3 separate regions of the Mus musculus genome follow, and all the other regions are linked to region 2. Evidence: chromatin loops called from intact Hi-C (ENCODE). Cell type or tissue: left cerebral cortex. All regions are shown on one strand. Each heading gives the region's core, and the rest is flanking DNA. Links, peaks and the distances in the headings are about the cores only.

Region 1 (8,556 bases), core at 1,686-6,685, 800 kb before region 2:
CATCTCTTCACTTTCCACTTAGAGACAGGGTGGGACATGACTGTCCTGGAGTTCACTATCTAGCTCAGGTGGGCACTTAACTTACAGAGATGTGCCTGCCTCTGCATTCCCAGTACTGGGATTAAAGGTGTGTGCCACTACACCTGGGTATACACATACTTTTAAATTATTTTTTGATGTAGTTTTATTTTTCAGTTGCTGAACCATTCCTCTACTGTTAAAATTTTGGACTGTTACCAGTTTTAAAGATAGTACTGTTAAAGATATTTTGGTATGTATTCTATACCTCTTCTTCATTGTCTCATAATAGAAAACAGATACAAAAATATTTTCAACTAATTATGTATGTCAATATCAAGGGCACAATACCTCAGCAACTTTAAGGAAAAAAATTACATTTCTTTTTTGATTACGTTCACTGAGATTCACTATTTTTTAAACACCTTGGCTTCTATTCATAATAGACATCCTTAGCAGATCCAACTCGTGTTTCAGGCCTGCTCTCCCCTTCAGTTCCCATCTTTGGAGAAGAGGGTGGTGAGCTGGTTGCTGAGGAGAGGTGAGCTTGGACTTCTCTGGGGTTGTGGTTGATGTTGCATGAAGGGAGGAGTAAGTTACCACACCACCTTCCTGACCTGCCACTCCCTGCCTGCCGACGGGTACAGTGGATTTTAGATCAGTACTTATTTGTTATATTCAGTAGAGGCCAGCAGCCTGTGAGACATTAGGGAGAGTGCCATGGAAGTACCGAGTATGCTTTTCGCTACTGGAGGACTGAGAATCACTGGAAATGGCTGAATGGCCATGTTGTACATGAAAAGTAGCATATGGTGGGTAGACCTTTTTAGTTGAAGAGCTTCAGAAGTTGTACTGATTTGTTAGTTAGGTATGTGAACTTACGTGGCTTAAAAGTGGGTTTGTGTTTTTTTCCTCTCTGTTCTGGAAACTGGAAGTGAAAGATGGGAATTCAGCAATGGTGGTTCCTTCTGCTTGCTGATGGGAGAGCCCATGCCATGCCTCTGTTCCAGTCCCTCACTGTGCACTGGCTGCCTTTAGTATCTGAGCTTTGTGCCACCCTCTCGTGGCGTTCTCACTGTTTGCACTAATGTGCCCACGTTTCCCTTTTTATGAGAGTACCATTCATGTTGTGTTAGATTCCATGGAAATAATCATGGCTACCTCTAGAAAAGCTCTACCTCCAAGTAATGTCACAATCCTGGGGTTTAAGACTATAGCATTTCTATTTTGAGTGATAGAGTTGAAGCCCTAACAGAGATCCAAAGATCGAGAAACGTGGAGCCCATGTTGGAAAGCTTCAGCGTAAGCCACCATGAAAGGCAGTGCTACATCTGTTGCCTTTTGACTGTGACTTTGTCAGTCTCCTTTAGTTGGTAGCATCAGTTGGGACATGGTAGGCAGTGACAATGAATACCCATAGCCAAGTTAATCACTGTATAAAGGTGTTTTTAAGGTCAAAACTGCCTTAGGACAGAAACTGTCACCTCTTCAAGGTATCCTATGGAAGCTTTTCTGTAAAGTGAGTGTGAAAGATTAAGAGAAGCCCAATACCATCAGTTAAGTGTGGTGACAACTTTGTGTGCATTCCTGTGTCATTTGTGGTCTGGGAAGAAAGGGCAACTAGTGGTAGCCTCTGTCCTTTCTGGGGAAATTTGTGTGGTGTCTCAAGCTTGGTCATAAGTGTAGTTCTTGACTTATAATCCTTTAAAGGTTCGTGTGTTTAAATGACTATTAACTCTGTTTGATAGATGTAGAATGAAGCTCCTTCCAACATTCAAGAAAATAATATCCATACTGTGTAACTAAGTCTATTCTTTTCATCTTATGCTGTCTTAATTGGGTGACTTAAAATGCACTCGTTCTTGGGGGAAGATTATGTTGTATTCCATTTTGCCTTTCAAAAAACATACATGATAGCAGCATTAGTTAAGAACTGCTGTGACTTTTGACCAGCAGCCACAGACAAAAGTTTTATACTGGTCTTTCTCGGGGAATTCGTGCTCTGTTATGAGAAATTGAGATCGATAGTTCTAAGAGTGCCCTTAGGATTCAGTAGCCAAATGACACAGCTCCCACCTGTATCATGAGAATATTGGTAGTAAAGGGTCATAGGTCTTTATTATTCATAGTCTAAATTCAAATATCTCTGAAAATTCAAGATTAAACATCCAAAGCTGAGGAGAAGGGACATCCAGCTCTCTCTCTCTATGCATTCTCTGGAAGGGGGCTGTGTGGATGAATGTTTGCAGAAATGCAGTGTGTGTGGAGAAGGGTTCAGCCCTACATGACGTGATGAGAGCTAACATACTAACTTCCATGTTGACACACACTAAACATGAAAGCACCTGTACCAAAAGCTTTGTTAACATCATTGTTCGTCAGAATCAAGCGCCAGAGTGTATACCTATAATGCCCACAATAGTTCATGGCACATAGCAAGACTTGTTAAATAGGATTCTAAGCATTGAAATGGTTGAATTAAAAAGAAAACACGTGCCTTCCTGAATTTTCCACACAGAGGAATGATTGTTGTTCTGTTTTCCCAGACCTGTATGTGGAGAGGGTTGGTGCTGGCAATGGCTTATCATCTTTGTGTGCCATTACACATGGAAGAGTCATCTTGGCAATGCTGTCTAAAGTTAGAGTTTTCTGCTAAATCTGAATTTCAGGCAAGCAGTTAGCAAAAGTGTTACGTCAAATTTTCTGTTGGGTTACTTGGACTAAATTCAGTATTTGTCACGTGAAATATTAAATATTAGTAAAATAAAAAATTCCTTGTTACTTGTCTGAAATTCACATTTAGCTATGCATTCTGTATTTGAATTTCCTATATGACTTAACAGTCCTGGGCAGCTTTTAGTCATACTGAGGACCTCCAAGGAAGAGGGAATCATGTTGCATTCACATTGAGAATGGTCTTATTAAAAACTCGTTAGGGATGTGAAGCAGATTAAGGACAAGCAATGCAGATGTGTTACAGGCACAGCACAGACCTCTCAGCCTAGTGTGGTGAGAAGAGGGGAGGTGGAGAGAGCCCAGTTACCTGAGGGAAGAGCTCAGGCACGGCTGCCTTGGATGCACTAGGCTGGCAGAGAGCCACTGTGGAAGAAGCTGGCAAAAATAAAGAAAACTCCTTACCATGCTCCTCCCTGGCCTAGGTCAGCTCTCACTTTCTATCTCTGGAGATGCTCTCTAGGGTGCTGTGACAGCCTGGTTATTGTGTTCCATACAGGCAGATGGCACAGACTGAGGTTAACAGGAAACAACCAGTTCTTTGTGTATGACTAAGAGATGCTCGTATCAGAGCATCCCAGTTGTTTCTAAGTCGCAAGAAGACAGCTGAGGAGTAGAGAAAGGAAAGAAAGAGAGGCAGTCCGACACCTGCAGTTAGGAAGTGTCCTAGTATCATTGGTGATTCTAATCAAAAACAGCTTTGCTTCTAGCAGACACTGATCAGTCAGTCTCCCCATGCTCCTCAAACATCAGCTGCAGTTCCTTGTGTGGTACTTCCAGGTCCCCTCAGACAGGGCTAGGAGAAAACTCCTTAAAATGTGAGTGTTCTTGTGTATGGCCCAGCTCACCCTGCCATGGCTGTCAGGTGGAGGTCAGATGTTCCACAAACCCATGCTCTATCTCACAGGCTCTGCTCTGCCCTGCCCATGGGGTCTGTTGGCATTGGACAGATCTCCACAGCAGAGAGCTTTCATCTTGTCAGAGAGGTCCTTGGATGAGTGGGCTACCTCTGTAGTGAGCACTTCTTCATGGAAACTCTAAAGATAAATGCCAAGCAAGTACCTGCGGGAAGCACTGTTTGGCCAGCTGTACCGTAGGCAAAACCAGACGTATCCAAACTGAGCATGTGAACGTGCCTTAGCCAGCCCCGAGGTACAGCCTGTGCCTTGTGGAGCACGAGTGGCTGACTCATCCTTCCCCTTGTTGCAATTACAGTTCCCCAGGCAAGGCTTGCAGCAGACCCAGCAACAGCAACAGACAGCCGCCCTGGTGCGACAGCTCCAAAAGCAGCTTTCTAGTAAGTACCTATCTCACACTGAGCCAGGGGAGTCTGGGAGTCAGCGACAAGCCCGGCATAGTAGGCTCTTCAGAAATCACACTGTGTCCTCTGAAACATTTTTAAAGACTTTTTCATTGAAATAGAGCTCCATCACTTTCCTTCCTCGCTTTCTTCTGTCTCCTCTCTCAGCTACTCTCCATTAAACCCCTCCTAGACCTCCACTGTCCACTCCTCCTCTTTTATTTGACTACTTTTGTTACATACATACATGCATACATACATACACATATACATACATACATATACAGATGCATACATTCATTTATTCATACATGCATGCATACACACACATATATCCATGCATGCACACATATGTGCACACATACATATATGCATAATATATGCATACATGCATGCATACATACATACATTTTTTTTTCATGTTTGGCTTGGTCTGAGGTATTTCACTTTGTCTTAGTTTGATTAGTTTTGGACTTACCTTTTTCTTCCCCTGGAAAAGCCACATTTTTCCCCTTAAATTCAGTATTTTCCTGTTGTTTTATGTGACTTTCCCAAAGCACACCCAACCCCCTTTTGTTGGTTTTATTTTATGGTGCTGAGGATAGAACCCAAGGCTTCCTGTGTTCCAGACATGTGTTCTACTGCTTAACCTCAACTCCATGCCCGGGTCTTGTTTTTATAGAGCTAGAAATGTTTAAGGAGAAACTCATCCCATGACCTTGACTTAGATCACCCCTATACCAGTATCTCAGGATAGAATCGTTTTAGAGATGGAGTGAGTCCCTTGTGTGGTGAAACATAGTGGCCTGGAGTCACAAGACCTGATTTCTTTGCCAAGGTGGCCATTATTGGCTAGGTCACGTTTTCCCACCTATGAAAGTATAGGAGACACGTTTTCCCGTGGCTTTCAGATTCAGTGTTTCTGAGTTACAGGGTGGAGTCTGCTGCATGTTGAAACAGTGATGTGGCATCCATTTGTGGCTGAGGGGTAGCTTTTTGCATGACTGCTTTGCATGTGGGAATCTTGACAGAGAGAATTGCCCCCCACCTCCCTCCACACTCCTTGGTGTCTCTGCCAGTCATATCTTAATTTTTCTTTATTTTATTTTGTTTTTGTTTTTGGTCTTTAACATATAATGTACACTTGTCTGTGTCTTTATGTAACACATCACCATGTTCCATGAATACATACATGAGATTTTTCTTTAATTTCCAAACCTGAAATATGTGTGTATGTTTTCATGTAGCCTCAGTTAATTTTGGTTACGTGAAGTAAGATCAATTTTTTTCCTAGCTGTTTTTTTTAAGTAGGTATACTCTATTAAATAATCTGTGATTAAAACAATGAAATACGACGATATTTTTGAGTTAAAATTCTTGCAGAGAATATAACCTGAAGGCTTGGCCTTATAGTGTTTATAAATCAGCACTGAGGAGTCCTGTATTGCAGACTTATCTGAAGAGCATGTCAGCTTGCTCTGCTGTCCCCAGAGTGTCAAGAGCTGGAATACAGCTCTTGGACACTGTGAGTCAATCTATCTAATCCCGAGGCATTGTGTGGGCAGCTGTGGGTCTCTCCTGTAGACTTGGCCCCTCTACAGAATACATTTGGTCACATTACATGGTTATTGGCCCCAGGGTCTAGCCTGTTGCTCTGTCCTCCCATACCTGGGGCTGTTACTGAGAGGCCCGCCAGAGAGAAGGTGTTATCTGCAGCACCAGTTCACATCTGTAACTGTTGTGTTTGCTTTCCCCTTAGGTAACCAGCCACAGCAAGGAGTGACTCCCTGTGCACACCCTTCACACTTTTGAATCGGAAAGAGAAGACATGAAGTTTATGTTTGCACTGAAAAACAGAAAATCAAATTTAGTAGTCCTCATAAGACGTCTCCTTTGGTCTTTGGTTATTTATGTTTTCCTATATTTTATGCTACATTTCATGCAGAAGTATTTAAATAAGTAAAGGAGTCATGGTTTGGTTTTATCAGATTTAAAATAGGTTTTAAAATGTGGATCATACAGGCCTACTCCAGATAGTGTGGTAGCAGACCTTTTGAAACTGGTGCTTTTTTATCTCATATTTACATAAAGAATGAATTATGGTAGGTTTAAATATTTATGTATTCATTAACGATTTTTTTTAAACCTGTGGTGGACCAAACTACTGATTTGAAAGCTGTGGCAGGTCTCGCGGGAGTGGACACATTAGCTCTTCACTCGACCGTGGCGGTGGGGTGAACATTTTTTTTTTTTTTGCATCACTTTAATTTGAAATGTTGATCATTTTCATAAGCACTTTATAAACTTCGTTCGCATTTATGAAGGACTTGGCTTCGCTTTTGTTGTGGTCCAAAGGTGCTGAAACGGATTGTTGCTTAGTACTTCCGCTTCTTCAGGGCTTCTGCAAGAGCCACCTGGAGGACTGTGGGAGTCTCTCAGAAGCAGCTGCACTCAAATTTGTTCCCAGTGGCAAAATCTTTATCCAGATTCTTCATGAAGGTACAACCTATAACCACGGGAGGCCAGAAGAACCACGGTGGAATCGGTCCATTTTACTTACTGCCAGTTTTGGTTTAAAAAAAAAAATAACTGTCCAGTTTAGGTTCTTCAGAACCTCATGCCAACTTGAGAAAAATAAAATAAAATCTCACAGCTGGCCTTAGATTCCACAGTGCTCAGACTTGACATGGTTTCCAGAGGGTTCTGGTAGTCATCAAAGGTATACTTGCTGTTAATTTTGTATGGTAAGTATTTACAATTTTGAATTTAATTATTAATGTTGGTGTCAGTCTTGGTTGTGTATTGCTTCTACTGTATTTATAAACCGGTGCAAAAAGCACAAGTAAAGTAAATTATACATCAAAATTTATTATAAAGAAATAGTAACTATTTTAACTTTGTTCAAGTATGTGGTAATTTGCTCCTATTAGAGTGAAAAAATACAGTAAATTATTATCAGTTTGTGTAACTTAAGAGTATTCCGTATAATATTTTTTTAGAATTAGATGCATACAATTTTGAATGTGAAAATTGCAGGGCATTTTAAGACATGTAGGGATCTTTCCCTGTCCTTTGTTGGGTTCACTTTCTTTTTGCCATATGATTTCACATGTAATGTAGTCAAGCATACTGTGAATAGATTGTCTATGAAGAGCAGACCCTGTAGAACTACTTTTTTAAAATGTAGCTAGTACGACTTCAGATGATTTCTTTCGCAGATTGTTATTATAAATAATTTATATCTTCCTAGGTGAGTTACCCATTGCAGAGTTTGACTCATTCAAATGACCTCAGATCCATGTTTGCTTACTTTGCCATGGCGACATCGTGTGAACTGCTGTGTACACTGTGAAATATACCCCTCCAGCCTGCTTGTTTTGTGTTTACTCTGGGCTGGAAAAGACTTTGCCAAACATTAAAGACCATTCTTCCCACCGAGTTCACATTCTCTCTGCTCTCAGACAGTGCAGTACATTTCAGTGGTCCCATATGTCCGCTTTGCTTTCCTCTCCAGAGTCATTCTTAAAATTCACGAAGCTATCCTCCTCCCTCCCCCCGCCCCGGGTAATAGACCATATGATTGCATTCGCAAAACCACCGAAGTGTGAATGTTGTGCCTAGTGAGTGGGCCATATCCTGTCCTCTCTGGTCTTAATTCAATGATTGTTGATGGTTAAAACTCCAGCTTCAATCTGAACCTTGTCCTTTTCGTAGCTCAATATTGTGAACAGCAGAACGAGTGTTAGAACTGCATAGCATTTGTTTGCACTTTAAACTTTGCAGAAGTTAATTTATTAATCATTTTGCACATGAAGGCTATGGTTATTCCTTTGTCGTTGTTTGTTTTATTTGTTAAGATGAGGAAGGTAAATCATGCTAAAGCCCTCTAGTTCTGAGATGCCGTGGGGGATGAGGAAAAACCTAGAGCTCTTTGCCCTGCGCGTTACAAGGAAAGCAACTGGAATTTTAAATTTAGTTATTATATTTACTGCCACTTAATTCTGCATTCTGAGAGGTTTTTTTTTTTCTTTCATAGCAAATGCATGTGGTTGGCATTAAAATTGTCCTAAGGAAAAAGCTCTATTGCAGAACCTTGTCATTTGCTGGGTGGGTTGCAGATAGGAAATTAAAGACCAGACCTTGAAATCTAATGGAATTGGGTATACTTACCATTTCTGGCTATAAGAACCCCTTAACATCTGTGTTATATTGTAAGCTGAATCTTTAGAGGGTGGCATTTCTTGTTTTATGTACCCTTTTTCATCTAAAAGTAGAGGGAGACTACTCTACGGTGGGTATCATTTGACCTCTGGCAGCCATAGAGTACCAATGTTAACTGGAGTCAGCTCATGTCTGAGGTAGGGGCCAAAAGAAAGTAGGCATTACGGAAAGTAGGCATCAAGTTCCAGATGAATGGCATGTGCTAACAAAGCTCTTGGTCTTAGTGATCTGGGCTAACTGAATGACTTTTGCTTTTTTAATTTACAAGGCTCCTTTATAAATAG
Region 2 (8,556 bases), core at 1,487-6,486:
AAATGGGGACCACACACCTGCATGAATCCTCACAGTTGTCAGATGGCTCTGACAGCACCATACCTCACAGTGAGCATGGAGTGTCTGTATTTGTTGCATGCACAGGTTTGCTGGAAAAGACAAATTCTATGTGTTGTGCTGATGGTAGGCTCAGGTGCCCTAGGACAAGTGTGGAAGGAAAATCCCTTTCGAGTGATGCAGTGGGGTGACCTCACAATGCCAAGGTGGCAGACAAATTATTGGTATCTTTAGGCTTTCTCGGGACTATTTTTTTTTTAAAAAAAATACTGACCGTATTAAACAGCCCTGAGTCTAGGGGAAAGAAACTGCTGAGACTAGAGTCTTAGGTAGGGAGTTGAGAGGTGCAGATGACAGCATCATGATAGAAGTAAGCTCCAGAATACAGGACACTTCCCTTAGAAGTCTGACTACTCCACCCCAAGCTTCAAGGAAATCATCATGAGTGGCATGTGGCTTGCAAACCTGCTGCCTAAGACACAGGCAGAGGCTACAGCTGGCATCTCTTCAGAAGATCTCCCTCTATGCTGAGGGCAATGGTGTCAGCAGTGTAGGGAGGGAACATGTCAGAGATAGCAGGAAGACACTCTACAGAGGACACTTACATAAAACTAAACTGGTTCCTGGAAAAGCTCATTTTCCAAGTAGGTACTGTCTAGAGATAATTCAGCATCTAAACACTGAATCAATGAACATTCACGTACCATATTTAGAAAACTGACAAATTTTGGACCACTTTCTTTGGGTTATCTCCACCTGTCTGATGACTATGACACTGCAGCTTAAAATTCATCTACATTCCCATAGCACAGAATAAAATCTTTGATGGGTTAATTAGAATTACAGATATTAAATTAGAATTTAATGTAATTATTCTGTTCACAATTACTTTAAATAGACTTTCCTCAGGAAATTTCCAGAATTTTAAGCAATGACATTTGGCAAATGGCAGACATTTCTGTATCAAATATTAACTATATTATATAAGTGTATCTTATTATATAAGTGCACCTTATATACTCCTACACACGTGTATGTATTATATAACAATATCTATAAGTGTAGGTTGACTGTTTGATAGTTGAGCAAAGATGGATTAACATGAACAAAATGTAAATTATAAAATTATTGTCATATGAAAGGTATTTTGGAATTAATTTCTTGCTGTAACTGTCAGATCTGTTTTCTTCTGCTTCTAACTGGCCATTGCTTTCTTCTATTTACGTCTTCTATTTATGCTTTATTTTTCCTCCTCTGCAGACCTTTGCTTAGTTAAAGCCCTTATCCTGGTACCTGAGATAGTTCAGTGGCCTTTCAATTGATTTTGCCTTTGTTTGAAGTCATTTTTTCACATTCATCCAATGTTTTCTTATTGTCCACCAGAAAGTCCCACTACAATGTCCAGATGCTATTGCTCAGTGCCAGCTGTGCTTTTCTTTTCTGTCTTTTTTTTGATGCTTTTTTAATTTATTAGGTATTTTCTTCATTTACATTTCCAATGCTATCTCAAAAGTCCCCCATACCCTCTCCGCCAACTCCCCTACCCACACACTCTCACTTCTTGGCCCTGGCATCCCCCTGTACTGAGGCATATAAAGTTTGCAAGATTAATGGGCCTCTCTTTCCACTGATGGCCAACTAGGCCATTTTCTCCTACATATGCAGCTAGAGACACGAGCTCTTGGGGTACTGGTCAGTTCACATTGTTGTTCCACCTATAGGGTTGCAGACCCCTTTAGCTCCTTGGCTACTTTCTCTAGCTCCTCCATTGGGGGCCCTGTGTTCCATCCAATAGCTGACTGTGAGCATCCACTTCTGTGTTTGCTAGGCCCCGGCTTAGCCTCACAAGAGACCCAAGATACAAGATACAATTTGCAAAACACATGAAACTCAAGAAGAACGAAGACCAAAGTGTGGACACTTTGTCCCTTCTTAGAAATGGGAACAAAACACCCATGGAAAGAGTTACAGAGACAAATTTTGGAGCTGAGACGAAAGGATGGACCATCTAGAGACTGCCATATCCATCCCATAATCATCCTCCAAATGCTGACACCATTGCATACACTAGCAAGATTTTGCTGAAAGGACCCTGATACAGCTGTGCCTTTCTGGGTGACTCCATAGCATCCATCTGTAACTACTTCATAATAACTTGTCTTATCTAAATTGCTTTTTATCATATTTACACTTAATTTGTGTGTATGTCTGCATATACTCCATGTATGTAGGCTCACCAAAAAATATCCCAGGTGCTTGTCTGAAACTGGAGTTATAGACGGTTGTTAGCAGCCATGTGGGTGATAGAAACTGAACACGGGGTCATCTGTACAAGCAGTAAATACTCATAACAGCTGAACTATGTCTTCAGCCATGAATCTTGTATTTTACTGTTGTCCTGAGTCCCTTTTTTCCACCCAGGACCTCTCTCAAGGTTTTGGACTGTCCAGGTAACTCGTCCTTCAGCAGAATGTATCAGTTTCTGTACAGAAGAAATACTCACTACATTCCCTGGATGAAACACATCTCTCCTATTGATGGGATGATTGATATTTTCAGAGAACTGAGGTCACTTAGCCTGCTTCTCATAAAAACATTCAAATCTCAAAGTCTACAACTTTTGAGTAAAATTTTTGATATTATAAATGATGTGGCTGGCCACTGTCTGAGACTCTATTTGTTCCTATTTTATTTGTTTTTCATAGCAACTGAGAACAAAACAACAGAGACCAAGAATTGAAACTTTGTAAGTCTAAACCCTTATGCAGACCTAGGACAGGAAGGGCCAAACCTCAAGTTCACACCCAGCTTGTGGGTATAAGAGAGCTAAGTAAGAGACGCAAGGCAGTTAGGGCAGTTACAAGAACTCATTTTCCAAGACACATCTGAAAGAAAATGTATGGTGCTGCATCTCACTCAAGTCCAGAGGCCTTCAAGAGGGGGGAGCAGCTAACCAACTCTGACTCATGCCAGGGAATCAAGGCTAGGAGGGCAAAGGACAAGGCCTGGCCTGGGACTCCATGGATACTTGCCATAATTGAAGTTACAAAATATAAGTTGCTTTTATGTTATTTCATTTTAGGGTTGCTGCGGATTCTGCATAAGGCCTTATGTATACGAGGTATGCCTAGTGTCCTTATGTGTTCTTTATGCATGGAACCCTAACCAAGATTCGACTAGAACAAGGCTAAAGGGAGGACATAAGCTGGAGCTGAGGCCCTGCACTGCTGAACAACTGGAGCTGTCATCAGGCCGCGCTGTGTGATGTGTGGGGCTTTGTTGAAAATTACAAGCAGATTGTCATGTTCAAAAACTGCTAAAAATTTCAAGAAGATACAAAATAGCATCTTAATCATCACAATGAAATCCTCATGATTGGAGGAATTTTACTCAAAGTAAAGAACTAAATGCCAACACCCTGGAGTTTTCAGGATCGTGCCTTGAAACAAAATGAAAATATCTTATAAACGTGCCTAAACAAATCCTCCTTGCCCACTGTCATAGTTATAGCTAATTTTATTTATTTACTCAGACTTCCCAGGGTGACCACACGCATCTGCACAGTCTATCACGGTGCAAGCCCACGCTTGTGAATGGATGTTGAAAGACACTTTCATGAACCTAAAAGACAATGACGTTAAGGTGAACTTGTTGCTTAATTGAACAATATTCCAGAATCACATTTTAATAAGTTATCATGTAACAGTCTTGATGGAAATAAACAATATAATAATGTGTGCATTAATTTTTAAATGTTTATGGCTGTTATTTCATTTACAAATGAGTAAGGTCTCTGTGAATACAAATCTTTTTTTTTCATTTTTTATTAGATATTTTCTTCATTTACAAATCTTGATCAAACTAGCAAACTCTGCACCAACCACCCAAAGTATCTGCAATATAAAGACAAGCTACATGCTTTTACTCCCCTCTTGTGGTCTTGATTTGTCAGTGCAATGTCCCAGATAGCAAAAACATTTCAAGTCCTCAGCAGGCTATTTGATGATAATGGGAATTTAGAATAATATTCTAAATAATTTTAAATAATTAAGAAAATATTCTAACATATTTTTCAATAATAAACTTATGAGTTGTGTCATGGACCCCATGGAGTTAATTTAAATATTTCCTCTTGTGCTGTTTTGCCATGAAGATTGCCCAGAGAAACGTGTAGATGTTTTCACACCTGCACAAAATAGTCCAAATTGTCAATACTGTAAGTCAGCTAGTGACCTGGAATAAAGATGACTTGCTGGTGAATTAGCATCATCTTCTCAATTAAGTTCTCCATAAAAGAATTCTGGACTAAGTTTCCATCCTTTGTAATAAAGTCCCTCTTTGTCCTAACAGGAGAACATGTGGGATGCTGGACACACACTAGGTTAAGGATTTGCTACTCTGCATGGCTGTACTAGTATGTTGCCAGATGTTTCTTTTCATTCTTGCCATGACCAGAGACTCAATGGAGTCTCACTACCTGCCCTGCTCTCTCACCTCAGCCCCCTGCTCAAAAGATGCCTGCAGACTCTGCTCTTGGGACACTGATATTTCAACATGATCTGGTCTGAGAATTACAGGACAGCTGGCTCTCATTGACCTTCTTTTAAAAAATCTAAGGAAGCATAGAGCTTCCAGATGTTTTCACACAGGAGACAGCTCATGCTGACACAGGGCACCAGGATGTGAAAGAATACCTGACATTGTATATGAGCTCCTTCTTTGTTGTTGTTGTTGTTATTATTATTATTATTATTATTATTATTATTATTATTTTAAATAGTTCTGGGGGCCCAAATGCATACATCTGTTGAGGGCCTTTGATCTTCACTTTCCTGTGGAAAAAGATAAAGAGGCAAGAAATTATGTGTAGTAGGGACAGGAAGGGGGCTGCTGAACCCCCTTTTGATCAGGACCCTTCTCTGATAATAACTAACTTACTCTGATAATACTGTCATTAGTTCATTCAAAGGGCAGCTTTCTCATGTCACTTTTGAAAGGTGCCCCCCACTATACTTGTGTTTTGGGTTACTTAGCACATGAGGTTTAGAGACACATCCAAGCCATATTACAAAGTGTTATCTCCAGACCCATATTGCTCAAGCACTACCTGAGTTAGACTGTTCTGGAAGCCCCATTACCACTACACTTTCCCGGTCACTTCCAAAGGTTCTTGCTGACTCAGTGGGTCCAGATGAATTCTGACCTGCACATTTCCACAGGCTGACAGATGTGTTGCAGACAATCTCCCTAGAATCACCTTTACAAACCATTACCCTAAACTCTCTCTCCTCGTGACTCACAGCGAGGCCTATGAAAAGTATAATGACGCTTTGTTTCCTGTCAAGGTAAACCTTAGAATCATGGCATCTCCATCCACCAAGGTCTGTGTAAACATGTCATATTTCCTGGCTGTACTGAATTATTATAATATGATATTGTAGAGGGATTCTAATGATTAATAGTTGATAACTTCATAAAACATGTAATTAAATAGTCTCAATATATTAATGATGGACACATGACACTACTGTATGGGTTAGTTCTCCTGTGGCTGTGACAAAGGACCTGACAAGGAGCAATTTAAAGAGGGGTGTGTGTGGTAGTTCATGTTCCAGTCAAGGCACAGAGATGGAGTTGAGAACTTGAGGTGTCTGGTCAAGATGCACCAAGAGGTGAACACAGGTGTATGTAGGATTTCTTTCATTTACACACACACACACACACACACACACACACCACTTGAAATTCATTCTGGTCCCTCAACCCCTAGGAAGTTGGCATCTACAAAGTGGGTCCTCCCCTCCCCAGCTGCTGAATCTCTTTGGAAATGTTCACAGACACATCCATGAGTGTATCTCCAAATCCAGTGAAGCTAACAAGGGGTTTGATTATCACAGTTATCAATCATAAAGAAAGATCTTTATGTTCAAAAATAGCTCAGAGACTCCTGATCATGATTTCACATTCCTGATAGATATCATAAACCTTGCAGTCAAATATAAATAATAGTAATTTTACAAACCTTCAATTGTTTAACACAAATGACATTTAATTAACAGCTGTAATGGTTTTCCCTTTTAACCAGAAAGTTAAAATATTTGAAATGTCTTGCAATAACAGAAACGAGTTTCAAAAAGAGTGGAATGTGTGTGTGTCCAGTGTTCCAGAGACAATGTGTGCTCATCTTGTTGGAGCAGTCAGCTCCTGGCTAATGAGATGATTCAGTAAGAGGACATTGGCTGCTTTCATTTCATGTCAGGGGTGAGAGTCAAAGCCCTCACTTGAACTGTGCTGGCCTCCTGACAGGTTCCCTATAACAGGCCCTACTCTGCAAACCATGCTTTGGACTTCTTGTCCTGATCCATTGGAAGGGTCTGCAGAAATTTTCACGATGATGAGAGGGTGTCTGCTCACAGTAGACAGAAGTGTCCTTCTTGGTTCTCATTTCTGATGTAGATGCTACCTCATTTTTGGAGAGGAGGGGAAGAGGCTGTTAATGGCTTAGGGCTGAGGCACTGACAGGTTTCAGGTACCTCAGATTGTGTTTTCCTCTGCAGGTCACACAAAAACAGTGTAATGGAAACATCAGTAACATTTTCAAAGTACAGGGCCCATTCCCTCCAGCAGATATATTGAAGTACTGGCCCCTGCCTCTTGCCTCCTCTTATGTCCTGGTTTTTATATTAAGCCTCTTTTGAAAATTTCAACCTCATAAAAAAGACTCAAGGATTAATATGAAATATCTCCAATTTCTCCTTTTTGTCTTTTTACCTATAAAATATAGAAACAAGCTATTTATTTTTTCCTATTCATTATTGTAATAATATGCATGGTATATATCATATTAACTTAATCACTTAAGGGAGATTGTGCAGTCTTCCTTCCTTGGTGAATGTCAGAATAAGCCCAAGAAAAGAAAATTTATTAGGGAATTTTAATAAATCAAAGTACTGTTGGTATTAACCCCAGCCCAACTCCAGTAACTCAGTGCCAGCAGTCACAGCAGCAGCAGCAGCAGCCAAATATGATGTGTGCCCTTTAGAAATTCCCTGCCATCACTGTCTGCTCTCTTGCTCTATAGTTCTGTCTCACTTGCTCTCTTTGTCTCTTTGATTCTCTCTCTCCCTTGTCCCAGCTCTGAGAAGGCCTCTTGCTCCCCTCATCCCAATAAATATCTAACAATAGATCTGCTGTAAAGTGGAATCTTTGCAGGATTTCTGGACATTCACTTTCCAAGGTTATTTCCACTGCAGAACCCCTAACAGTTGGTAACATGAGTAATAATTTATACATCCTCTTGGAGAGCTGTACATTTTGTGTAGCTATACATATAGCAGTCATACTCACCAGAAGGATGGTCTGTGATTCCACATAGAAGGTTCAGATTTTACTCAAATTCAAGTCTGCAAAACACCTAGCCAGCTTCTGTCAGGGTTTTGGGATTTTTTGGTTTTTTTTTGTTTTTGTTTTTGTTTGTTTGTTTGTTTCATTTTGGATTTCTGTTTGTTTGTTTTGTTTTTGTTTTATTTCTAACCTTTGGGAGCTCTTCTACTGTAGCCAATTCATATGGATAAACTGTGTGTCATATAGTTCAAGACACACCTTTCTTTCCCTTGACTTACATGTTATGTTATTTTAAAATGTAGAATTTGCTTTTTACACTGTCGAGAGACTTTCCAGTTATCATTTTCTTATTAATTTCTAGTTTATGGTTTGAGAACATGCTGGGTATAATTTTTGTCTTCGTAAACTCCGTATGGTGACTTTTCTGGCTCACAAGAAAGAATGCCTAGTAAATACTGAATCATAACTTGAAAACTTTAGGAACATAGCAGGAAGGACTTTGTGCCCACAGATCTCCAGAGAGAAATATTAGGCAAGCAGAATTGGGTTTTCTAATGGAAAGATATAAAACCTGTTCTTCCACCCAGAAAGCTGGGAATTGGGAATGGTTAATAGCCATAGTGTTCTGTGTTCTCTGTTTGACCAGGTTATATCAAGCTCTTACAAGAGGAGGTTAGTAGTAGTCTAAATGACCCTTTTAGCAAGGGTCTCTCCAAGCATCCACCATCAGGACTAGACATGGCTCATAACCCAAATGACCTCTATGCTATCTGTATGGCTGAGACCAGGTCAGCTGCTTTCTTAGGCCTTTAAGCTAGAACAGGTAGTCTATCTACAGAATCCATTTTCTTGGAAGAAATGACATGTACCCTGAGTTGAGTTTTAATGTAATTATGTTTCCCTGTGCACAAGATATTAAACTATACCAGGAAACTTTTTCCCAAAGTACATTGTGTTAAAATTTGTTGGGAAGAAACTGCCTGACATCAGACATCTCAAGGTTTGATCCTGGTTGACAAAGGCAGTCTGAACAGAGTTTTTATTCTCACCTGCCTGCTGTGAACACCTGTAGGGTTCCCTTCATAAAGACTGTCCCACTCATCTCTTTCTCTGGATGAGATGCAAAAACTCACACCCTCTTATCTACTCACGTCCTCTTACCCGTGATTCACTGTTGCTACTGTGTGTTGGTAT
Region 3 (8,556 bases), core at 1,796-6,795, 980 kb before region 2:
CTAAAATCTTATTTTATGTGTACAGTTTGAATCTCTCTTGCCCCAAATGCTTAGGACCAGAAGTGTTTCAGATTTCAGTGTGTTTGAAGGTTGTTATTGTTTTTTTTGAATGTTTACGTAAATGTTATTGGTGAGGTGTGACTATGCTGAAAATCTAAATGCTCGCTAAGTTACAAATTTAATAGCACTTTGAATTTCTTCTGATTGTTGATGTAGAGACTCTCATATATATTCCTGCACATTATTCCTGGTGTAACTATGGCTATAATTTATTCATCTGGGTTGTGTGCTCTTAACCACAGTTCCTTTATTCAGTTTCTTCCAGAGAACAGAATTATAGAAATTAGGATTTAATGTCACGAGCCACAACTTCCCCATACTGAGACAGGGCACCAGTGACAATGTGAACCCTGCTTTTAACATGCTAAGATGAACATTTAGGCCTAGAATGTTTTATGTGAATGCATATTCTCCAAAAATTTAGCCTATTAAATATGAGTGAAAGACCTATTTAAACATCAAGACAGGAGGAATTCAGTGTAGCAGAATGTAAGTTGTATGTGGAACTTTAGCAGCACATTGCTGTCCTTTAAGAAACCACTCTTGGTTGTCAGTTCAGTCTCTGTGAGCTCGTGTGAGCCCAGGTTAGTTGATGCTGTGGACTTTCTTGTGTCCTTGACCCAGCTGGCTCCTACAATCCTGCCCTCCCATCTTCTGAAGAAGTCCCCAAGCTCCACCTAATGTTTGGCTGTGGGTCTCTGTATCTATTTCCATCATTTGCTGGCTGAAGCCTCTCTCATGACAATGTACTGGACACCAGTCTATGAGTATAGCAAAATGTCACTGGGGATCAGTTTTTATCATAGGTTTTATCTCTGGGTCCTGGCTCTCAGGCAGTGTCAGGGATAGGCATGGGTTTCAAGCTGGACCAGTCATTGGTTGGCAACTCGCACAAATTCTGTGCCACCTTTACCCTTGCCCATTTTGCAGGCAGAACAAATTATAGGTCGAGGGGATTGTGCCTGCGTTGGTGTCCCAGTGCCACCACTGGAAGTCTTGTCTGGCTACAGAGATGGCTGGTTCAGGCTCCGTATCACTAAGAGTCTTAGCTAGGGTCACCCTCATAGATTCTCATGAGTTTCCATGGCACTGGGTTTCTAACTTGTCCTAGAGATGTCCCAATTCCAGTTGTCTCTCCTAGTACTCTCTCCCTCCATGCCCACCACCTAACCCTTCCTCTTCTCTTCCCAACTCCCTTGCAGGCACAAGATTGTCTAGCCTTTGTAGGAGAGGTGTCTAATCTTCCCACAGTGTGATATGCCACGGCATGCTCCAATTTATCTGATAATTTGCATGAGATTAGATCTTTTAGATTCTTTTGCCAAGACAGCATTCTGTAGTAGCATATAGTGGTCCAGGGCTCTGAGAACTGCCTGCTTTTGTGGACCAGGTATTAAACAGATGGTCGAAACTACAGCACAGTGCGACTTACCTATATAAGCTCTTTGTGAACTCATGCTTTTTAGGTTAATATTTTAAGCTCTTTTAAATTGCCTTAAAATGAACATTTTAGAACTTCTTACATCTTTAGTCTACAGCACAGTAGTGTGGATGGGCATGTGAACAGCTCCTTAAGAGTCTCCCATGATCTGGAGGAGGGAAAAGTGACCCTAAAGAAGAAACGTTTGAGCAGTCTGGCTACAGTGTGTTTAACTGTGCTTTCTAATAAAAGCATTTAAAGTTCTGTTTAGTTTGTTGGTTTTAATACTTTAGCTTCCAATCTGTGTATATTGAGCAAATACCAAAGGACTGATGAAGTAATTCAGCAACATGGAAAGTGCCTCAGTACACACGCGCACACACACACACACACACACACACACACGCACACGCGCGCGCACACACACACACACACACACACACACACACGCGCACGCGCACGCGCACGCACAAGCGCGTACACACACACACATACACACGCACACACACACACACATACACACGCACACACACACTCACGCATGCATGCACACACACGCTTGGTGAGCATGTGAATCAACACACTTAACTCTTGTGTCTATCTTTGTGAATACAGGCCTAACTGTAGAACTCAGGCAGGGAAGGAATAGCTGGATTCTGGAGAGTGCAGGCCACGCAGGGCGGGCTGCACTTGGTGGATCTAGTAGGTAGTTATGGGCTCCCTGTTCTTTGATACAATATTCAGTTTTCTGGAGGAGTTAACATGATTTGTAAGTTGCTACATAAGGTGTCCTTTCTCCTGAGTCTCACATATGACTGTAACTTTCTCAGTTTTGGATTACAGGTTGAGTAATTTTGTGCTGATTTCGCTCTGGCAGTACTGCCTCTCATTTACTGAGTTACTAGTGCAGAGGATGGGAAAAGAAGTAAATTTTTATTGAACAGCTGCTATGGGCAAGATATATAAGCCTTAGGGGTTTTTTTTTTTTTTAATTGTTGATATCTATTTGCTTAAATAGGTACTAGGACAGAGGTGAAGCGGGTTAAAAAGTTAAAAACCCAAACAAATAATGTTATTCAGGATCTCAGCATATCAAGATTTAGCTGTCTATCTGCAAGCTTGCTTCGCCCCCCCCCCCCTTTTTGGGACTCCAATAATATTAACTATTTTCTATAACTCGATTACTGCCCTTATTATGTAAACATCCAGCTAAAGGGCTAGCCAGTTCTGCACAGTCTTGCATTTCTCTCCTATTCATGCATAAATTACATTTTTTATTAGTCATAGTCATTGTATGCTAGAGACAAGGAAATAGATTGGGAGCCGGATGGTTTCTCTGAGTACTAGTCTTGCCCTTTAATTAGACAAGTCACCTTGACTCTGAAACTTGCTAAACTCAGTTTCAGATTGGTAAGACAGAGACATACAGAGATTTTTTTTTCCAGTGTCCCCTGCCTATTCGGAACACCCAGTGACCTGACGATCTGACAGCATGTGTTCCAAGTCTTAAAGGTGGAGGACAGTAACCTATGAGCTCAGTGCATGGACCTGTTAACTAGAAATCCTCCCTGTCATATAAAATCATGACATGCTGTCACAGTGTCTCTTGGCTCTTGTGCACATGACATGAGCTAAAGGCAGAGAAGGGTCTTCTTTATTTTTAGGAAGAGTGGTCATAGGTATTTTATACCCCAACCCATAACAATTTCTTGTGATTAGCTAATATTTTAAAGTTGTCAGGATATAGTAAATACTGAATTTACTTCTTTTAAACTTCCTTCAGCATGAGGGCACGCTGTGGTTGAGTCTCAAAACCTCTCCCTACAGTTGCAAGTTTACAAATTTTCCATCAAATGAGGTTTTTTTTTTTAACCTATCAATCTTTAGGTGGTTGAATAAATAAACTAGAGCTTACCATAAGTATATTTTAGGTTACAAAAATGTTAGTCAGGCTTCATTTAAGTTACTTTACAATTTACAGAAAAGTAGACTATAGATGGAACTTTGTAAGTATCTTCTTCATCCTCGCCACTCGTGAATTGAAACTAAAACCACTCTTTACGTATTTTTTTTTAAGCCTTAGAGGAAGAAATCAGAACTTAAGGATCAAGGAAATGAAAATATAAACCCTAAGACACAAGCACCAGGAGGCCACTCTGATTCCTCTTTCTCTCTTTTGAAATTAGAGTGTGACTTACCATTGCGTCCCCGTCCCCATCCGTAGCCCAGGCATCAGTGTGTCTGGAGGACAGCAGGGACTCCCTTACATGAACTCCTTCACGTCTGGCTTCAGCTCTGCTGGGGTGGCGGCCTTCATGCTCTGTATTTGTTTTCTTTCCTAAGCATTTTAGTTATTGAGCTGCCTTTGCTCCGAGGGTTGCGTCATAACCCAGCTGCACTTGTCCCCTTCACAGGATCAGATAACTCCTTTTAACCCCATCTCTGCTACTGCACACTGCTATTCTGCATCAGCCTGAGAGCTTGCTTAAAAGAGGAACTCCCAATTCCTAGTCCGTGAGCCCACAGAAGAAAATCATGCTTCATTACCTTGCTGAACGTAGGGAAAGTCCAGTCTCACCTATAAATCCAGTGTTCCATTCATCACATAGGAACAATTTCGGAGACTCAAAGTGCAGAAAGCCATCTTACTTTGGGATTACCTGTAGTCTTTGACTCTACCCTGAACTGGATGGAATTTTCCTACTTACCAATTCTTCTGGCCTCCACAGTCCCTGTAGGTAAGATTGGTTCAGCGACTTAGTATAACATCTGACTGGTACTGAGGGAAATGTACTTTGCTTTTTAGCTTGGGCTGTTCATGTTGACAAGCGGGAAGTGCTGCATTAGGGCTCAAACCAAAACATTTAAAGTACCCTCTGAAATGTTGATGGCTCGCCAAATTCCTGAGCATCCAGCAGTACAGATTTCCACCAGCTTTTGGAGGCCGGCTCTAGTTTGTGCTTATATAAGTTGGAGCTGATGTAGATTTGCTAAGGGTTACAGATTGTCAAGGCCTGATCAAGGGTAAACAGCATGAAGGGGTGTGTGAAGAGGGAGAGGAACCCAGCCGGCAGGAGGATGGATTGTTCCCATGTCTAGCCATGACCTTTTGTGTGAAGCTGTAGTAATAATAGCTACAGTGTTCTCTGTTTGGATTCATTTTAAAGTTTTGATTCACATGGTTTTAACTAGCTAAGGTTCCCCCACTCCCCTTTGCTTTATTTTTTCTGGAAAACTGAACATTTATCTGAGAGTAAAGCACACCTGTGTGGGTGTCCACAGGAGCCTTGCCCTGTACTGGCAATGCAGCAACAGATGAGCAGAGAGTGGTTCAAAAGATGCCAGCCCCCTCTTTGGGACACACATGCCCTGTCCTTGTGGGATGCTAATTGTGCCCAGTCTGCACCATCCTTTAGTGGTGCGTAGGGACTTCCGACCTTTCTCCAGTTTATCAGCACAACTCCGGTCTGATTTTGGATAGCACTATTTCCATGTTGGTTTGCTAACTGACCTGTTTCTGAGTATTTAACAAATTGTTCCCATGGATTTTTTTTTTTTTTTTTTTTTTTGCTCTCCAGTTGTACTCTGGATTAACACAATACCACACCATCTCTCTGTACCATTATGCCGAGGTTCCTCCATGTGCTTAAGCCAACTTTGAATGCTTCCACCCAGCACTGGACCTGGAGCATTTTCTCTGGTCTTTCTTAGATTTCTCTCTCTTTTTTTTTTGGTCTCACCATTTTCCCCTCCCGCCCAACTCTGTCTTACCGAATCAAAAGTAAAAGTTCCTCAAACTGTCTCGTATCTCCTAAGCAACTATCAAACTGTTCTTCTAGCATCCTTTGCAGATGCATTAGAAAATAGTTCCTGTGTGCTGTCTTCACTTCCCTTCTACCTTGTAATCTATTTTCCTGTGTGACTTCATGGAAACTGCACAAATCCAGCCCCACTACCCATTGCTCAGCCTACTCGTTATTTTTAAAAGATATATAAAGGCAGCATTTGTTTTTTAATTGTGAAAGTGCACACAAATGTTCTGTCTTGACCTGTTTTCTTTTCTGAAATAACCCTGTTGTGAGTTTCAGGCTCACCTGGACTTCCTGTAGGAGCTCAGCAGCCTCAGAGCTTGTAGTCCTTGTGTCTTTGTACTTGTGGATGGAGTTAGGTGTGTGCCCCACACCTGGCCTTTGGGTTTTAAATAGTGTCTCTCAGAGCAGAGTCTGAACACCTCACCTTACCCCAGCCTCTCCAGTGCTGGGATTACAGGTTCAAACCACCACACTCAGTCTCTTGACCACTTCTCAGGGATGGTTCAGTGACATATGTGTTACCTCATTGTCACGAAACCATGACCACCATCATTCTCAGAAATCTGTTCATCTTGCAAAACTGAAACTCTAACACCATTACAAAAGCATCTCTTTGTCTCTGGAAGCTGCCACCCTGCTTCCTATCCACGTGGATTTGACTTCAGTAGGTACTTTAGACGTGTGGCATCACTTAGCCCTTGGGTGGCTGGCTTATTTCACTTAGTATATTATGATTTTGGTTCATAACATGCTGAAGCATGTAGCAGAATCACATTGCCTTTTTAGGCTGGATAATTGTGCCTCATGTGCAGGCCATGAACCCACCCACTATGGAGAGTTTTGTGCTTCCAAAGATCCATGGTCATTTATCCCTTTCATCCTGAGGCCATGAGAGTATACAAATACTGAAGATCCAGTTTTAAGTGCTTTTACACACAGTAACTTCCCCTTAGTGGTGGTTTAAATATTAAATGGGAAATTCTATAAATGAGTAATTCATACGTGGGATTGGTATCATTCCCAGTGTATCACCTAAAAGTTAAGTGCTTAATCTCAGCCTTCGAGCAAACACAAAAAAGCATCGAGACAAAGTTTATCTTTTCAACAACACTGAGCTAATGCCAGGACTCTTAATAAGCTTGCCTTCAGTTTTTTCTGAGTATCTCCTCTCTCTGTAGAAGTACCACCTCTAGACACATCTTGGACCCACTATGGAAGAAGTTTCCCTGCCTCTTATCTCAACATACAGAGCAACTCTGTCTTCACCACAACAGCAAGAAGGAGCTGCCACTTATCTGCCTCCCCCGAGCCACCAGCGGACATTTCCTCACTACCATCCGGGCACTGCTACTTCAGGCCCTTGGGTGCTACCACAGCTCGGGACCACAGCTGCTGCTTGTTGCTTTCTCCTACCTAGTTCCTGAGCTGTGAGGGCAGGCATGGTCTATTAGTGAGGCTTTGATCTCTGGTGGTTACCACATTTATTTTTATTGCATGGAATTGGAAGAATATAAATGTTTAAGGCATTCATTTTTTTTCTTCCACATTACTTAGTATATGCGTTTTGTAAGTGACACTCCTGCATGTTTGTTTCTCTTTCCTGTTCGTGTAATATGTATTTGTGAAAGCCACGGTGAGACTGGATATGATCACTTATTTCTGAAGTCTGGTGACTACCTACAGCATAAAACAACTATTTTAAAAGGAAATAATACTTTTGTGAATTGAGGCAGCAGCTTTGCTCACGTGACACCCACTGACTACTAGAATGTGCCCAGACAGGTAGAAATCCTTGAGTAAGATACATGTATATTTATTAAGACAAGGAGCTTGGAGTGTGTGGCTCCAACTTGGGTTGCTTTGACTGGATTAGCATAGAGACTCATTGCAGGATGAAGCCAGCCACATGTGAACGTGCACCGAGGAAGGTGGGCGTTGAACATTCCTGTTCATGATTGTTTTATATTTTGTAAACTGAAAGGAGAACTGGTAGGGTGTGAGAGCAGAATTTATTTATTCGTCTGAACTTCATTAAAGCTCAAAGCTCTATATCTAAGGAATTTCACCGACCCGGGACAGGACATGAGCTCTGTCCAGTGAGATAATGCCATTATCTGGGATTGAAGATCCAGTGTCAAATAAAATTGGCTGGCTTACACAAGGAGACATGGGGGTGTCCCTCTTTTAACATTACCATATGACCTGGCACCAACATATACTGGGCATGAGATACATGCAGCCTGGAGGGGAGAGGTTGGACCTGACTGCTAGAGAATACATTTCTATATACTAACTTGGGGTGCAACTCTTATTGCTGTGTCTGACTTGATCCAATCTGTATATTATATTTAGCTATCACTGTACTAACTCCCATCCTGGTAGACTCTCTTTCCACCCCCACCCACACAATAGAGTAGAGCAGCCATATCATGAAGTTCGCATTTTATGTGGGTTAGGCTATACCTCATTTCCAAACACACCACGTATCCTTACCGCTTCTGGTCTTGTACCTTCACCTAAAAAAGGTCTTTTCCTCGCCTGTTGAAGTCTTATATATCCTTAAACTGCAGCTCAGCCTCTTTGCTTTAGTATTCTCTTACCTTCCTACTAAGAATGGGGGAAGAAAGGGTGGGTGGCCTACCCTTATATTCTAAGAGATCTGCCCTTTGGTTCTTGTGTCCCATATGGTAACGGTGGTCTCTATTGGTTTAGAGGGAGGGAAGATCTTCTGCTGGTACCTTCTCAGTCTGATTTAGGAAGTCATTTGGCCAATCTGGTTAGGAGGAGACGCAGTACCCACAGGCTGTTCAGGTGGCCGGGGCAGGTTGCCTTTTGTCTGTGGCTGAGCCTCTGCACTTGATTTCTAAGCATTGCCATTTCCCAGTTGTCTTCAGTGAGCAGCTAAGTCTTGTCCGGTGACTATTGAGAAGGCGTCCCCTCCCTCTTCCAGGTTGCCACTTCCCATTTAATTTATTTAAGGTATGTAAATATAGGACAGTTTTGAGTGTATTTGAGAATATTTGAAATTGTAGGTATTCCAAAATAAATAACACTTTTTGACAAAACACAGCGAATGACTTCATGGGATGACAGCTTCCTGTGATGAGTCCCAATCCAGACACTGCTTCACTGAATATACTGTGTAAAACTACTTTCATGTTAAATGGGTAACATGTATGAAACATAATTTTGGATTGGAGATTGGGTTCCTGAGTTTCTCATTACATACATATAAATGTTAAAAATTCTGAAATACCTAAAATT

What was found. Hi-C counts contacts between places; a loop is a spot of excess contacts. Peaks named below come from ENCODE experiments on the same cell type or tissue, not always from the same donor. Only the 100,000 strongest peaks of a DNase experiment are listed, where the experiment ranks them.
Region 1: a loop joins it to region 2, with 2.4 times the contacts of the local background. A loop is called at or near these places in 12 of 42 quality-filtered maps.
Region 3: a loop joins it to region 2, with 5 times the contacts of the local background. A loop is called at or near these places in 5 of 42 quality-filtered maps.

Annotation. Positions count from the first base shown.
Region 1 is chr3:59,308,887-59,317,442 of GRCm38, forward strand. It overlaps Med12l (mediator complex subunit 12-like), which reads left to right. Exons shown (of 44, transcript NM_177855.3): 43 at 3,967-4,048; 44 at 5,811-8,556. The coding sequence ends at 5,863. Igsf10 (immunoglobulin superfamily, member 10) reads right to left here. Exons shown (of 7, transcript NM_001162884.1): 7 at 7,849-8,556. Among named protein-coding and RNA genes, the nearest start is that of Igsf10, 31 kb to the right of the region's middle. In left cerebral cortex, for the core only: no CTCF peak of the experiment used is centred there; DNase peaks (open chromatin) are centred at 3,570 and 3,932; H3K27ac peaks cover 211 bases.
Region 2 is chr3:60,108,511-60,117,066 of GRCm38, forward strand. No RefSeq gene overlaps it. Among named protein-coding and RNA genes, the nearest start is that of Gm24382, 15 kb to the right of the region's middle. In left cerebral cortex, for the core only: a CTCF peak has its summit at 3,951 (motif pointing left); a DNase peak (open chromatin) is centred at 3,956.
Region 3 is chr3:59,126,816-59,135,371 of GRCm38, forward strand. The region is part of intron 15 of Med12l (mediator complex subunit 12-like); the gene reads left to right. It overlaps P2ry14 (purinergic receptor P2Y, G-protein coupled, 14), which reads right to left and starts at 3,947. Exons shown (of 2, transcript NM_001287124.1): 1 at 3,679-3,947. The coding sequence starts at 3,681. In left cerebral cortex, for the core only: no CTCF peak of the experiment used is centred there; a DNase peak (open chromatin) is centred at 3,844; H3K27ac peaks cover 398 bases.